Linked DNA regions of Homo sapiens: region 1 is linked to region 2. A link is a loop called in an ENCODE intact Hi-C map of the cell type or tissue named here. Cell type or tissue: thyroid gland. All regions are shown on one strand. Each heading gives the region's core, and the rest is flanking DNA. Links, peaks and the distances in the headings are about the cores only.

Evidence for each region. Hi-C counts contacts between places; a loop is a spot of excess contacts. Peaks named below come from ENCODE experiments on the same cell type or tissue, not always from the same donor. Only the 100,000 strongest peaks of a DNase experiment are listed, where the experiment ranks them.
Region 1: a loop joins it to region 2, with 2.4 times the contacts of the local background. A loop is called at or near these places in 1 of 110 quality-filtered maps.

What each region holds. Positions count from the first base shown.
Region 1 is chr19:20,370,503-20,378,024 of GRCh38, forward strand. No RefSeq gene overlaps it. Among named protein-coding and RNA genes, the nearest start is that of MIR1270, 25 kb to the right of the region's middle. In thyroid gland, for the core only: no CTCF peak of the experiment used is centred there; no DNase peak of the experiment used is centred there.
Region 2 is chr19:20,510,156-20,517,677 of GRCh38, forward strand. The region is part of intron 2 of LOC105372316 (a long non-coding RNA gene); the gene reads left to right. Among named protein-coding and RNA genes, the nearest start is that of ZNF737, 52 kb to the right of the region's middle. In thyroid gland, for the core only: a CTCF peak has its summit at 3,613; DNase peaks (open chromatin) are centred at 3,246 and 3,536; H3K27ac peaks cover 3,054 bases.

The DNA of each region.
Region 1 (7,522 bases), core at 2,294-6,293, 140 kb before region 2:
TCTCCTTTTCAGGCTACTTGTAATCAGTCCCTGCTTACTTCCATAAGCACCTCAGTCTCTTACCAAGCACCCAACAATACCTGGTTGGCCTGCACCTCAGGTCTCACTCGCTGCATTAATGGAACTGAACCAGGACCTCTCCTGTGCGTGTTAGTTCATGTACTTCCCCAGGTATATGTGTACAGTGGACCAGAAGGACGACAACTCATCGCTCCCCCTGAGTTACATCCCAGGTTGCACCAAGCTGTCCCACTTCTGGTTCCCCTATTGGCTGGTCTTAGCATAGCTGGATCAGCAGCCATTGGTACGGCTGCCCTGGTTCAAGGAGAAACTGGACTAATATCCCTGTCTCAACAGGTGGATGCTGATTTTAGTAACCTCCAGTCTGCCATAGATATACTACATTCCCAGGTAGAGTCTCTGGCTGAAGTAGTTCTTCAAAACTGCCGATGCTTAGATCTGCTATTCCTCTCTCAAGGAGGTTTATGTGCAGCTCTAGGAGAAAGTTGTTGCTTCTATGCCAATCAATCTGGAGTCATAAAAGGTACAGTAAAAAAAGTTCGAGAAAATCTAGATAGGCACCAACAAGAACGAGAAAATAACATCCCCTGGTATCAAAGCATGTTTAACTGGAACCCATGGCTAACTACTTTAATCACTGGGTTAGCTGGACCTCTCCTCATCCTACTATTAAGTTTAATTTTTGGGCCTTGTATATTAAATTCGTTTCTTAATTTTATAAAACAACGCATAGCTTCTGTCAAACTTACGTATCTTAAGACTCAATATGACACCCTTGTTAATAACTGAGGAATCAACAATTTGATTCCCCGAAAACATGGGTGGTGAATGTAATGCCCAACATTGTTTTTACTAACCCTGTTTTTAGACTCTCCCTTTTGCTCTCTTAATCACCTAGCCTTGTTTCCACATGACTAAAACTCTCGCTTAGCTGAGAAAGCCGGACGAACTCCATCTGGCCCCCTTGATTTGTAAGACATTAAGGACTCCTTACCCACCCCCTTCTTCAAGGAGTTAACTTGTGTAAACAGATTCTCAACATATCAAAAGAGTCCAATTAACTGATAAGGTACTGAAACAAACAATGTACGAAGTTCCCAGGATTTTGCTCAAAAGATAACACCACAAAGCCTTGAGTCTGTGTCCGGCATAGCACCCATATCTAACATCTTATGAAGGATTTAGAGCCCCCGCACCTGCTACCGTTGCTTTTCTGTAAACATTTGTCTTTTAAATTGTCTGTTTCTCTGTAATCATTTGTCCTTTTAATTTTTGCATGTTTTTACTTCTGTAGAATTGTTGCGTTTGAGCTCCCCTCCCCTTCCTAAACCAAAGTATAAAAGAAAATCAAGCCCCCTCCTCATGGCCGAGAGAATTTTGAGCGTTAGCGGTCTCTTTGGCCACCGGCTAAATAAAGGACTCTTAATTCATCCCAAAGTGTGGCGTTTTCCTACCTTGCTCGGGTATAACATGCTAACAGAAGAGAGTATGAGATTATTCTGTTAAAAAAATGATTTATCATTAACCACCGTAAATCCCCTTAACCCAGCAGGTTTCCCAACAGGGAGTCTAAACCTTAATTACCATAGAAAAGTCTGACCAGACCTAGGAGGAACTCCCTTCAGGACAAGATGATAGATGGTTCCTCCTGGGTGATTGAGGGAAAAAGGCACAATGGGTATTCAGTAACTGATAAGGAAACTCTTGTAGAAGCAGAGTTAGGAAAATTGCCTAATAATTGGTCTGCTCAAACGTGGGAGTTGTTTGCATCCAGCCAAGCCTTAAAGTACTTACAGAATGAGGAAGGAGTCATCTATACCAATTCCAAGTTAATACGGACTGAACAAGGTCTTATTAATAGCAAATAATAATTGAAATCCCAAATTGACAAGGTTTTCAACAAAAGTAAAGTTTGCTGAAAGTTAACAGTGTTAACATGTATTATCCTAACTTCTAATCTTGTGGCCTTAAACAGTCTAGTCCACAGACAGGAAGGAAGTTCGCATTGGAGAAGAATGGTTATCATCTTTGAAAGAAAAAAAAGGGGGGGAGGAGAATTTATGTAAAAAGGGATGTTATATGGTAAATTCTTGTTCTAAAATAAATTAACTGTTTGCTTAAAGAAAGGGATGTTTGCAACAAGTCAGAAAGTTGAGGCATGTGAAGAATTATTTTTGAAAGCCTTGAAAAATGTTATAAAGGGAATTTATGCAGGAAATGTTTTATAATTTAAAAGTAATTAGGCGTCCTGAATGTAAAACTATTGAAGAAACAATTTACTTGCAAGGTGTGTAAGGAAAGTAAAATATACTTTTGGTAAAAGGATTATAAGGAGGCATAAGAATGTGGATTTTTACCTACACTTAAAGGTTAAAAAAATTTATTTTAAAGGTCTCAGCAAGTTTTGAAACATTAATTGTAAAGAAAATTCTGTGTGTAAACATATGAGCTAAAGTTAAAGGGGTATCATCCAGTTTTTCTGTGAACTGGACATTAAAATAAAAGCACAACAGGTTTTTCTTAACTTGCTCTTTAACAAACTTTAACAACTAACTTGCTCTCTAACAAAAATTATAAAAGGTTAAAAAGAGTCTATAAAAATCTTACCTTATGGTCAGACATTAAAAGTTGGATAAATATGTCTACAAGGTTTTATTAAAGTTAAGTTTAATATTAATAACACTAAATTTAGCTTATCTCATATAAAAATCATATGGGAAGCATTTTAAAATATAAAATGGTGTTTGACTTTCTTTGGTCTGAAATCTAATAAAAATAGGTACTAAAGAAAATTTCTCAACAAGAACGCACCAAGGACTATAAAGTCCACTGTTGAGGTCCCCACATTTAAAACAAAAGATCGATTTCTTAGAAATCTTATACTAAGCGTATCTTCCACTTTACTTTCCCTCAAAACTAAAAGTCTTTTAGCACAGGTACCACCCCTAGAATTTCTGGTAAACCAGCACCAGCCTTGGGATCACGTTCTCATCAAAGGGTGAAAAGAAGGAAAACTCAAGTCAGCCTGGGAAGGACCCTATCTTGTGCTGCTAACTGAGGCTGCTGTTCATACTGCAGAAGGGGGATGCACACATCACACCTGAGTCAAGCAAGCGCCATTATCATCAGAATCATGGGCCATTGTTCCTGGATCAAGCCCTACCAAATTAAAGCTAAGAAAAGCTCAGTCTAGCTATACTTTCCTTTCCTTTCTTAACCCAGTGCTTATATTCATTACTATTCCTACCACTATCAACTCTAACCCCACTTTAGAGCACTTCTATGATTTAGGAGCAGAGGTCACTGGAAAGGATCCTATACGATTCTTTAAGATGCGCATTTTTCTCCCTCCTCCACCTCCTACATCTGCCCTGTTCCCAAACCTATGACACCAAACTATGCCTCACCTCATGCCAAATGACAAAAGCAAGCTCTCGGTAGTAGAAATAGGAGATCTGAGGCAAACCATAGCCATTGAAACAGGATATAAAGATGTAAATGCCTGGATAAAATGGATTAAAGATTCCATTCACGCTTTAAACAGAAGTGGCTGTTATGCTTATGCGGATGGTAGGCCAGAGGCCCGGGCTGGGCCTTTCCACTGGGGTGGTCCTCAAATCAAGTGGACACGGAGTGCATGACCGCTGTTTTTCAAGATTCCACTGCCTGGAATAACGAATCATGCCAAGCTTTCTCTGCTATTTCCTGAAGTCCAACACCCTGTGGGTCAGCCCCTGAGCGCCATCCAGCCTCCATCTTCCAAAACCAATTTTACATCGTGTCTCCAATGACAAGGGAAAAAATTTGGCATTCCGTGGAAACTTTACAGGATGCAGTGAAGTCCGGCATTTCCTAGAGCTGACCCATTAGTCTGCTCTTATTCATCCCTGAGTGGATGTATGGTAGTATTATGGAGGACCTTTACTGGACACTCTGCCAGATAATTAAGAGCAGTACTTATGCTCTAGTTCAATTGGCTATCCCTTTTACTCTGGCATTTCCTCAACCAGAGGAAGGAAAAATAAGATATCATAAAGTGAGAGAAGCTCCTTATGGGTCTTTTGACTCTCAAGTCTATTTAAACGCAATTGGAGTCCCACGGGAAGTACCAGATCAATTTAAAGCCCAAAATCAGGCCGGGCACGGTGGCTCACGCCTGTAATCCCAGCACTTTGGGAGGCCGAGGCAGGCGGATCACGAGGTCAGGAGATCGAGACCATCCTGGCTAACACGGTGAAACCCCGTCTCTACTAAAAATACAAAAAATTAGCTGGGCGTTGTCGTCGGCGCCTGTAGTCCCAGCTACTGGGGAGGCTGAGGCAGGAAAATGGCATGAACCCAGGAGGTGGAGCTTTCAGTGAGCCGAGATCGTGCCACTGCACTCCAGCCTGGGCAACAGAGCGAGACTCCATCTTGAAAAAAAAAAAAAAAGCCCAAAATCAAATAGCTGCAAGATTTGAGTCAATATTTTGGTGGGTGGCAATTAATAAATGTAGATTGGATAAACTACATCTATTACAACCAACAGCGATTTATTAACTGCACTAGAAATGCTGTTAAAGGAATAGCTGAGCAATTAGGGCCTATTAGCCAGACGGCTTGGGAAAAATAGAATAGCCTTAGACATAATATTAACATACAGAGAAGGAGTTTGCATCATGATTAAAACTCAATGTTGTACCTTCATCCCAGACAACACTGCCCCTGATGGAAATACAACAAAGGCATTGCAAGGTCTGACTGCTCTGTCCAATGAGTTAGCCAACAATTCAAGTGTAAATGACCCCTTTACAAGATGGCTAGAAAAGTGGTTCAGTAAATGGAAAAAAATAATAGCCTAAATTCTTACTTCCCTTGCAGACGTAATGGGTATACTTCATCTTGTCAGGTGCTGTGTCACACCATGACTCCGTGAGTTGGTGCAGAGGCTTATAAAAACAGCACTTACTAAAACCTCCCTTAATTATCCACCACCTTATCCATAGAAGCTTCTTTTGGAAAATCAAGCAGAACAACTAAGCCAAGACATGTTAAAAAAAATTTGAAAAGAAAGGGCTGTAAGGAAATGCAAGAGGAGGGGTTGTTAGATATGACTTCTAAATTTCTTCTCAAAGAATCAATATGTCAGTATGTTCAATTCTTTGCCTTCTACTTTTAAGCTTAACTTCCTCATAAAGCAACCTTTTTCAATTACCTGCTCCACCCTGACTCATTCCCATTACCTGCTACCTGCTCTGCTCTGACTCATTCTCCACCCGGCATAACCACTTTTTCCTACCAAACCACTTACCCCGTCACTCTCTTTAAATTAGCCAATCGGAATGAGTTTAGCCTGTCTGGTCTAACCCTAGCCAATAGGGGAAAGACACAGCAGCAGGGTCCACGTGCATCAAAGATAAGAACCCCTTTACCTCCCTTGTCCGGGTATGCGCTCACCATTGCTCCATCTGTAAGGGTGCACCCTTCTATAGAAGTACCTCGGCTTGCTGAGAATTAAAAAGAAAATGTTATATTTGAGTGCTATTTCTTTAGCCGCACCGAAACTTTATAACAGTACCTTCTACACGTGTTCCCATGTGACTAATCTTTTACTGCATAATTTTTAATAGAAATAATAAAATAATACATATATTGTCTGAAAAAAGTAGATATATTTGCTTTTCTTATGGAGGTGTAAAATGCAAGCAACTTAGCCAGGTACTGTGGCTCATGCCTGTAATCCCAGCAGTCTGGGAGGCCAATGCAGGTTGATCACTTGAGGTCAGGAGTTCAAGACTATTAGGCCTCTGAGCCCAAGCTAAGCCGTCATATCCCCTGTGTCCCACACATATACATCCAGATGGCCTGAAGCAAGTGAAGAATCACAAAAGAAGTGAAAACAGCCAGTTCCTGCCTTAACTGATGACATTCCACCAATTTGTGACCTGGAGGGGCATTCTCAGTACACTTTTGAGTAGAAATGTTCAGGAAGCAGGATAGTAGCCTGCTGGGAACATTAGTAAGAGGGGCTGCAAAGAAGATAATCAAAATATTGAATAAGGTGGGGTCAGGAGTTTGAGACCAGTCTGGTCAACAAGGTGAAACACTGTGTCTACTAAAAATACAAAAATTAGCTGGTGGTCATGGTGGGTGCCTGCAATCCCAGATTCTCAGGAGGCTGAGGTGGGAGAACTGCTTGAACCTGAGAGGCGGAGATTGCAGTGAGCCGAGATGGCACCACTGCACTGCAGAGATGGCACCACTGCACTGCAGCCTGGGCGACAGAGTGAGACTCCATCTCAAAAATAATAATAATTTATTTTGGCCACTGAAGACAAACTCAGCTGATTGTTTTAATGAGAATAAGGAGAAAATATGCAGAGTGTGTATCTGGCATTGTGATAAGTAAGAAAAGAGAGCATTATCTAAGTCGTAATGGGAAGAGTGTTTCTTTCCACAAACTGTTACTGGAGCACACAAAGGATGTAGAATTTTATTAATCGCAAATATTTTTTATGATTTTGTGTTTCATCTTTCCCCATCTCTTTTCTTTGTTCTATGCATTTCTTCCATTTGGCTTTTCCTGGGCTGCATTTTATATATATGAAACCGGTAAACGTAACTACAGTGTTTTGCTGAGTTCTGTGAGTAGCTCTACCCAATTATTCAACTTCAGGGAGGTTATGGGAGTCCCCAGTTTTTAAGCAGCAGCTCAGAAGCATAGATGGGCCCATGGGGTTTGTGACTGGCATCTGCAGTGAGGACAATGTTGTGGAACTGAGCCCTGAATCAGGGTCTGTGCTGACTCTGGGTGGTGTCAGATTTCAAATGTTAGACAATGAGTTGGTGTTGGAGAATTATTTGATGTTCAGCAAACTACAGATTTGGTGCCAGAAAAAAGATATCATGGAGCCCTGGCCTGGAATAAAATTCTGGGTGTTTGGGAATGGGACTGAAAACTTAGAGGAAAGGAGCGCTGATGACAGACCCCCTTTTCTTGCAGCTGTTACCACAGGATTCCCACCCACTCACAAACACACACACTAGACATTGACATGTCCACACTCCTCCCAGGACTAGGCACCACCCTCAGGAACTTCACCACGGCATTTTTGATCCAAGAGTTTCTTGCCAAGAACCCACAAGTCTCTACAAATCTGGCATATCCCCCTCCCTGGACACCGAATCTGCAGCAGCAACCTGTTTTCTCCACCAACCTAGGGTTCTGGACCTGCTTTTCACAATCTCGTCTGCCTGCATTCACACAGAAATAAATCAGAGTACAGCCCCACTGGGCCACTATCTGTAGCGAAAATCAGTCCACTTACCTACATTGCAATCTCCCCGACCCAGGAATTTTTTTTCTTTTAGCTCTTATTTTTGGTTTGGGGTACACATGTGGGTTTGTTACACAGCTATGTCATGGGGTTTGGTGTGCAGATTATTTTGTCCCTGAGTTACTACCTGTAGCACCAAACAGGTATGTTTTCTGATCCTCTGAGTCGTCCCATACTCCACCCTC
Region 2 (7,522 bases), core at 1,423-5,422:
CACTGGTGATTAGAATGGAACAGAATAGGACAGGGATCTTCACAGTGCTTTTCTTGTACAAATAACTGATTAGGTCAGGGTTGTCTGCTTATGGATTTCATTTCTGCTTTTTAGTTTTTACTGCTTTCTTTGGAGGCAGAAATTGGGCATAAGACAATATGAGGGGTGGTCTCCTCCCTATTCCCCCCCTTTGAGAATCTCAGTAGTGGGAGTTCTCACTTTCATTCTGGCTACCCGTGTCTTCTTACAAGGCAGATCGATAGTGATTCAAATAGTACACTTGTGCTGAAACATTTTGGTGAACTAAGGTAGCAGTGAAGCTTTTTATCATTTGAAAAAGTACAGGTAGCAAACAAGGGAGCAGTAAGCAGGTTCCTATTACTATTATAACTCTTATTATAACAGTTTTAAATGCTCCTAGCACTGGAAACCATTTTCTAAACTTGGCACCAGGATCAAATCCATGCCACATTTGCACAGGCACATGTGCCAGTTTTGTCATATCTCTAACTATGTCTTCAATTACTTGCCCTTGGTCATCTATGTGTAGACCTCAATTAGTAAGGTTAAATTTCCCACAGACCCCTCCTTCAGCTGCTAGTAAGTAGTCGAGAGCCAATCTATCTTGATAGGTAGGATTTCTCATCTGAGTTTCTTGCCAGGCCAGAATAGTCAAGGCTCTGCCAGTTTTATTAGTGGTTATTTCTAAGACAGCTTGTAACCATATCATTTGGTTGAGCATGTAAATGGGGTTGTAGTATCCCCACGAGCCGTATTGTGCCCAAGTAGCAGGCCCATAATATTGTGTGATTCTCTCAGGGAGCCATTCATCATCTTGCCAATTCCCTATGGCTATGCTTCTCTTTTCATGAGAAGCATAGACAGGGAAGCCAGGAGTTCACCTGTCTTTATGGGCAATAGGAAGAAAGATTGTTTAATAGTGCCAATAACACAACTACCTGCCCACTGGTTGGGTAATTTGGCATAAGCTCTATGCCCACATATCCAGTATAATCCAGTGGGGGCTGTCCAGTCCTGGTGGGACTCTGGGTGGGTCTACACGGTTTGCAACTTTGGGAATTTACTAAATGGATTCCTTTCTGTGTGATTTGAACTGTACCAAGTGACTGTTTTTGTGGTACCATTATACAATTTATGTCCCAGACAAATAAGTTGTCCTATGGGATGAGTGAATTATTTTCCTTCTCTAGCTATGCAATATTGTCCAATAATTGAGGCTTTTAGGGCCCAGAAATTATCAGGGTGATTCTTTTGAGCCAGGAATTCAACAGGAACTGGGTCTATAGGTACTAATCCTTGGGCTTCCCATGGCCAATGATCTCCCATTACAGTTCCTCCACACACATAACATGAAGTGTTATTGAGAGACTGGGCTATGTGCTCAGATAATTGCAAAAACAAATTTCTTGTTTTTCTGGGAATTTTTGGTACTGGTACATTTAGTTCATCATAGGAAGTTTGAAACACTGTCTCAGGAGAGCGTTTGTAAACTTCTCCTCAAACTAAGATATTTACTTGAGGATCCCATCCAGACCCGTCAATTCCTAAGGTCACACACTCCTCTTTTTTCCAGTGAGGATCAAGGGGATTTGTTATTACTAGCTCTGTGGGGTTACATTTTCCCTTAATACAGGAAAGGCTATTTTTTCCTTCCTGAAAGTGGACTGGATCCTTTTCATTTTTTATCCAAGTTGCCCAAGTGACACAAGACCAATATCCACATTCATTGCCACACAATCCTAATTCATGACAAATGTACTTTTTTTCAGTCATATAGCCTTTTTCCCAACTAAAAGAGCGACCTTGCCTTCCTAACTTATTGCTATTAATGACAGCACTGGCATCAAATCTCAAGATTATGCGTTTGGGCACCCCTTTTTATTCTGTTGTGGTCAATACTTTACTTGTATCATTTATGAGTCCCCACCAGACTTCAGTCCTTAATCTTTGTTAAAAAACTGTGGACATGGGAGGCTCAGAACGGTCATAACACACATCTGGCCAGTCTTTTCCTGGGCTACATACCTTGTACTGAGTGCCATTATATAAGCATGTTCCTTTTAAAGTCCCTAGACATTCATAGTAACTATAGAACAGAAAGATTGTTTTAACTTGTTGCCCTACCTCGGTAACCTGATGTATACACTGAGAGCAGTCCTCCATGTGGGGAAAATCAGTGGAAGTTTTTACTATACAAGCCCAAATTATAAGGAAGATGAGTCCCACGATGATCCTCCTCATGCTTTGGCCGTGCATAGACCAGTCAGCTTCTGGGTGTGACTGGAGCAGGGCTTGTCGTCCTCCTCAGAGTCACTTTGTAGGGGGTGTCCGGGCTCGGTTTTGCCTCCCAGGTTTCAGCGGCTGCAGGTTTCACACAGCTGTGGTGGATCCAGGCTGGGATTCCTTCTACCTTTACAGCTGTGGGGGTGGTCAGGATGACGGTCTGAGGTCCTTTCCACCGTGGCCTCAAAGGGGCTATGTTGCAGTCTTTGATCCAAATGCAATCACCTGGAGAGAAAAGGTGAACTGGGGAGAATAAGCTGATGGGACATCTCTCATTTACCCAAGTTGAGATTGTTTGTGTAATTTTTCCTAAAGCCTGTAGCTGTCACTGTAATTCAATTTCACCTAACTCTCAGGGAATGCCTGGAAGCCCCCATAGTATAGGAGGAGGTCTATGATACAGTATTTCATAAGGGGAGTATCCTGTTTTCTTAGAAGGAGTGCATCTAATTTTAAACAATACCATAGGAAGGGCCTGTATCCACTTTAATCCTGCTTCCTGACATACTTTCCCTAAACTATTTTTAATAGTCCGAATCATTGGCTCGACCTTTCCGGAACTCTGAGGTCGGTAGGTGGCATGTAGCTTCCAAGTGATTCCTAATGCCTTTGCTGTCTTCTGTACCAAGTCAGCCACAAACACTGGCCCATTATCTGAGCCGATTCATAAGGGCAGTCCAAACCTAGGAATAAGATCTCAGAGAAGCACACAGGTTACCTTGGGGGCCTTTTCAGTTCTTTTTGGATAAGCCTCCACCCACCCAGAGTAAGTACACACAGGAACCAGCAAATACTTGTTACCTGCACATTTCTGTGAAATCCACCTGAGGATCCTGAAAAGGAGCTGCTACATAAGCTTGTATGCCAGGCAGAACAGTGAGACATTGCCTCATATTGTGCTGTCGGCAAGTAACGCACTGTTTGGTACTGCTTTGGCAAGGGCTGGGAAGCGTGAGATGTAGAAGTACCAGCCTAACAATTTTTCAAATGACTCTTGACCTAGATGAGTGGTTTCATGCATGGCCAATACAATTGTGGCTCCCAGCAACTGCAGCACAGCTACTCTCCCATCTGGCAGTCTGATCCATCCTCCTTTTATTACTTGCCCCCTTCTGTGTGGAAGAAGTCTTTTTCTTTCTTAGGTAGGTACCAGGTCAGGTATTTGAGGGAGTAAGGGGGCTGCTACTGATGCCTAGTATGGGGTAGATGCTGCTTTTCGAGCTTCTGAGTCAGCTCGGGAGTTTCCTAAGGCCACTGAGGTGGAGCCTCACTGGTATTCCCTGCAGTGCATGACTGCCACCTTCTGAGGTTTCCACACTGCCTCCAATAATTGTAGAATTTCTTGTTGATATTTTATGTCCTTTCCCCCAGAGTTTAACAGGCCCTTTTCCTTATATAATGCTCCATGCACTTGGAGGGTTAGAAAGGCATGTCTAGAGTCAATGTAGATATTTACAGTCTTACCTTCACTGAGTTCTAGAGCTCGAGTTAAAGCAGTGAGCTCAGCCTTCTGGGCTGAAGTGCCCTGTGGCAATGGTTTGGTTTCAATGACAGCATCCAAAGTTACCACCGCATATTCTGCACATCTTTCTCCTTGTGGGTTGATGAAGCTACTCCCGTCCAAATATAACTCCAAGTCTACTGATGCCCATGGCTGGTCCCTAAGGTCAGGTCTGCTAGAATAAACTGAGTCCAACACCTCTACACAGTTATGCTCGACTGGGCTCTCTGATACTGGGAGCAGGGTGGTGGGATTTAGGGTGTTACAGACTTCAATGTTTATGTGGGGATTTTCACATAGCAAGCTTTGGTACTTGGTTAATCTAGCATTTGTTAGCCAATGGTGTCCTTTGGTGTTCATCAAAGTTACCACAGCATGGGGGCTTTTATATTCAGATTTGGCCCAAGGGTTAGTTTATCTGCTTCTTGTGCTAACAGGGCTGTTGCTGCCAGGGCCCTTACACATGGTGGCCAGCCTTTGGAGACCCCATCTAGTTGTTTTGAGAGATAGGCCACTGGCCTTGGCCAGGACCCCACAGTCTGGGTTAAAACTCCAACTGCCATTGTTTCTCTTTCTGACACATAGAGTGCAAAAGGCTTTGTCAAATCTGGTAGTCCCAGGGCTGGGACCAATGTAAGTTTTTCCTTTAACTTACAAAAGGCTTGCTGTTGTAGAGGCCCCCATTCAAAAGGCTCCCAGTTGCCCCCCTTTGTAATGCCGTACAAAGGTTTGGCTAGCACTGCAAAGTTTGGAATCCATAATGTGCAAAACCCCACAGCTCCCAGGAATTCCCTTACTTGCCTTCTGGTTTTAGGTTCCGGTAGGCTGCAGATGACCTGCTTTCTTTCTGACCACAGGCTGTGCTCCCCTTTCCAAATAGTGAATCCCAGGTAGCGTACCTGCTGTCTGCAGATCTGAGATTTCTTCTTGGGCACCTTATACCCACAGTCCTCCAGGTGCTGAAACAGGGCATCAACCCTTTTGAGCACCCAACTGCCATGGAGTGTCCCAGCAGAAGGTCATCCACGTACAGGAGCAAGACATAGCTTAGGTCTTTAGCAGGAAACTTTTGCAAGTCTCAAGTCAGAGCCTCCCCGAAGATAGTAAGGGAGTTCTTGAACCCTTGGGGAAGCCAGTTCCAAGTGTACTGAGTAGTGACACCTGACTGTAGATCTTCCCACCGAAACGCAAACAGCTTCTGGCTCTCAGGAGCTATTCTGATGCTACAGATGGCATCTTTTAAGTCCAGATGGGTAAACCAGATGTCCTCAGCCGGCAGCAGCCCTAACAACGTGTAAGGGTTAGGAACTGTTGGGTGCAGAGTCACTGTAGCTTGGTTGACCAAGCGCAAGTCCTGTACTGGTTGGTAGTCCTTGGTCCCTGGCTTAGGGACTGGCAGGAGGGGGGTGTTCCATGGACACTGGCAAAGAACTATAATTCCATAGGCTTTGAAGCACCTGAGATGAACCCGGATTCCTTCGAGAGCTTCCCTGGGAAGGGATACTGCTTTCATCTAATCAGTTGGGCCCAGGCTTAACTTCTATGAGTATGGGGGCTTGGTTGGCCGCCAGTCCTGGAGGATTATCCTCTGTCCATTCTCAAGACCAACGCTCAGCTAGAGCTGGTTGTATCTCTTCCCATTCTTCTTCCCAGGGGACTGTAAGGACAATGATAACTCCTGTTCCCAGTAACTTTAGCTGTAAAGAGCCGTGTTTTGTAAAGGAGATGGTGGCTGTCAGCTTGCTAAGCAAGTCTCTTCCCAGCAAGGGCAAGGAACAGCCAGGCATGTACAAGAACTGGTGAACTACTTCATGTCTTGCCACCGAGTAGGTCCGTGGCAGACAGTAAGTCTACTTAGTAGAAACTCCTGTTGCTCGGATTATATCAATGGTTTTCTTGGACAAGGGGGTGACCGGGGTGGTCAATACCAAATGTTCAACACCTGTATCAACCAAAAACTTAATATCTTTGCCCCCAATTGTAATCCTGACCGTGGGCTCCTTGGGGGTGATTGAGCCCAGTCCCCTTCAGTCCAATAGCCCTTCAGCCAGATTGAATAAAGCTCCCTCATCTTTATCTGAGGTCTTTTGTTCTGAATCATGTTGCTTTTCCTTCAGTTGGGGACACTTATTTTTCCAATGTCCCATTTTCTTACAATAGGCGCATTGGTTACATTGCAAGCGTGGGTGATTAGACAGGGTATTATTCCCAGAACCCCCCTTTCCCTCTCCTTTTGGGGGAATTCCCCTGATGGCCACAGCCAGTAAGTTGGCGTTTCGCCTGGCCTGGCTTTCACCTTCCTTACGGCTTTCTCTGTGGCTTGTTGCATCTCTATTCAAACACTTGATTGGCTATTTCCAGTAACTGTGAGATATTCATACACTTAAGCCCAGCCTGTTTCTGCAGTTTTCTCCTGATATCTTCCACGCTTTGACTAACTAAGGCCATGTTGATCATGTGCTGATTTTCAGGGCTATCTGGATCAAAATGAGTGTACATACTGTAAGCCTCACACCGTCTTTCATAGAATTGCGCTGGACTCTCCTCTTTTTCTTGGATGACCTCAGAGATCTTATTTACACTTGTAGCCTTTTAAGCCCCTTTCTTTAGACCTTCTATTCATGCATCATGGTACTGTCTTAGCCTCTCCATGTCTGGTCACTAGTTCAGGTCCCATTGGGGGTCTGTTCCTGGCAGCTGAATTCTTATATATTCTTGGGGATTTTGGTAATCCACTGGGATGTGCTCCTCTGGCCACTTAGTTGCCACCCGGAGCACCCTTAGCCTTTCATCAAAGAGGTACATGAACAGCTGGTGGCAATCAGCCCAAGTAGGATTATGAGTGTGTATAATAGTTTGGAGCAAGTCAATTAAAGCTTGAGGCTTTTCAGTGTAAGCAGCAGTATTATTTTTCCAATTGATGAGGTCAGCAGAGGTGAAAGGTTGATACACAAAGTCACGCCTTTCCACCATGTGTCCATCCTCATCTACCCCAGTATATCACTGCTGTCTCAGGGGCATTTGGATTCCAGTCTTGGGCCGTAAGTGAGCTGCCAAGGGAGGAGTTTCTCCCGTGGCTTCACTTCCTCTTTTGTCTACTCTGGGTGGTCTAGGAGTGTGGCTATCTGGTGGAGGTGTGGGTGCTGTGGGCTCAGGAGTGGGAAGCCCTTCCTCTTGCAATTCTGACCATGATTCTTCTGGTATTGGGTCAGACAGGGCTTTTGGTGCCGGCTTCCCTCAGCAGGTGGAGTGAGAACCTTCCTTAACTAACTGTCCCTTTGCTACTAGTACTGCTGCTGCCTGTCCTCTTAACTACTGTGGGGGGTCCAAAACTAGCTCTAACCGAGAATCTTTATACAGGAACTGATCGGGGTGCCCTGGCTTGTAGGTTACACTGTGCCATACCTTCAATACAAGGGACCTGTTCAGGCTTCCTTCTGATGGCCAACCCACCTTTAATGCTGGCCAGTCTAACTCACACAAAGTTCTAAGTTTTCTTGGTGTCATAGTAACTCCATAGTCTCCCTTAAATCCCTTTTTGAAATTTTTCAACATAGCTCCTAGTGGGGTGGGCCTACTTTGTGCCTGACCCATGTTTCCTCGAGACAAAACACTGCGCTTACACCACATGCACACCACAAAACAAAAACAGGTAAAAAGGGCACACACACACTTTTTCAGTTTACACCAAACCAGAATCAGAACCAAAATCAGAGT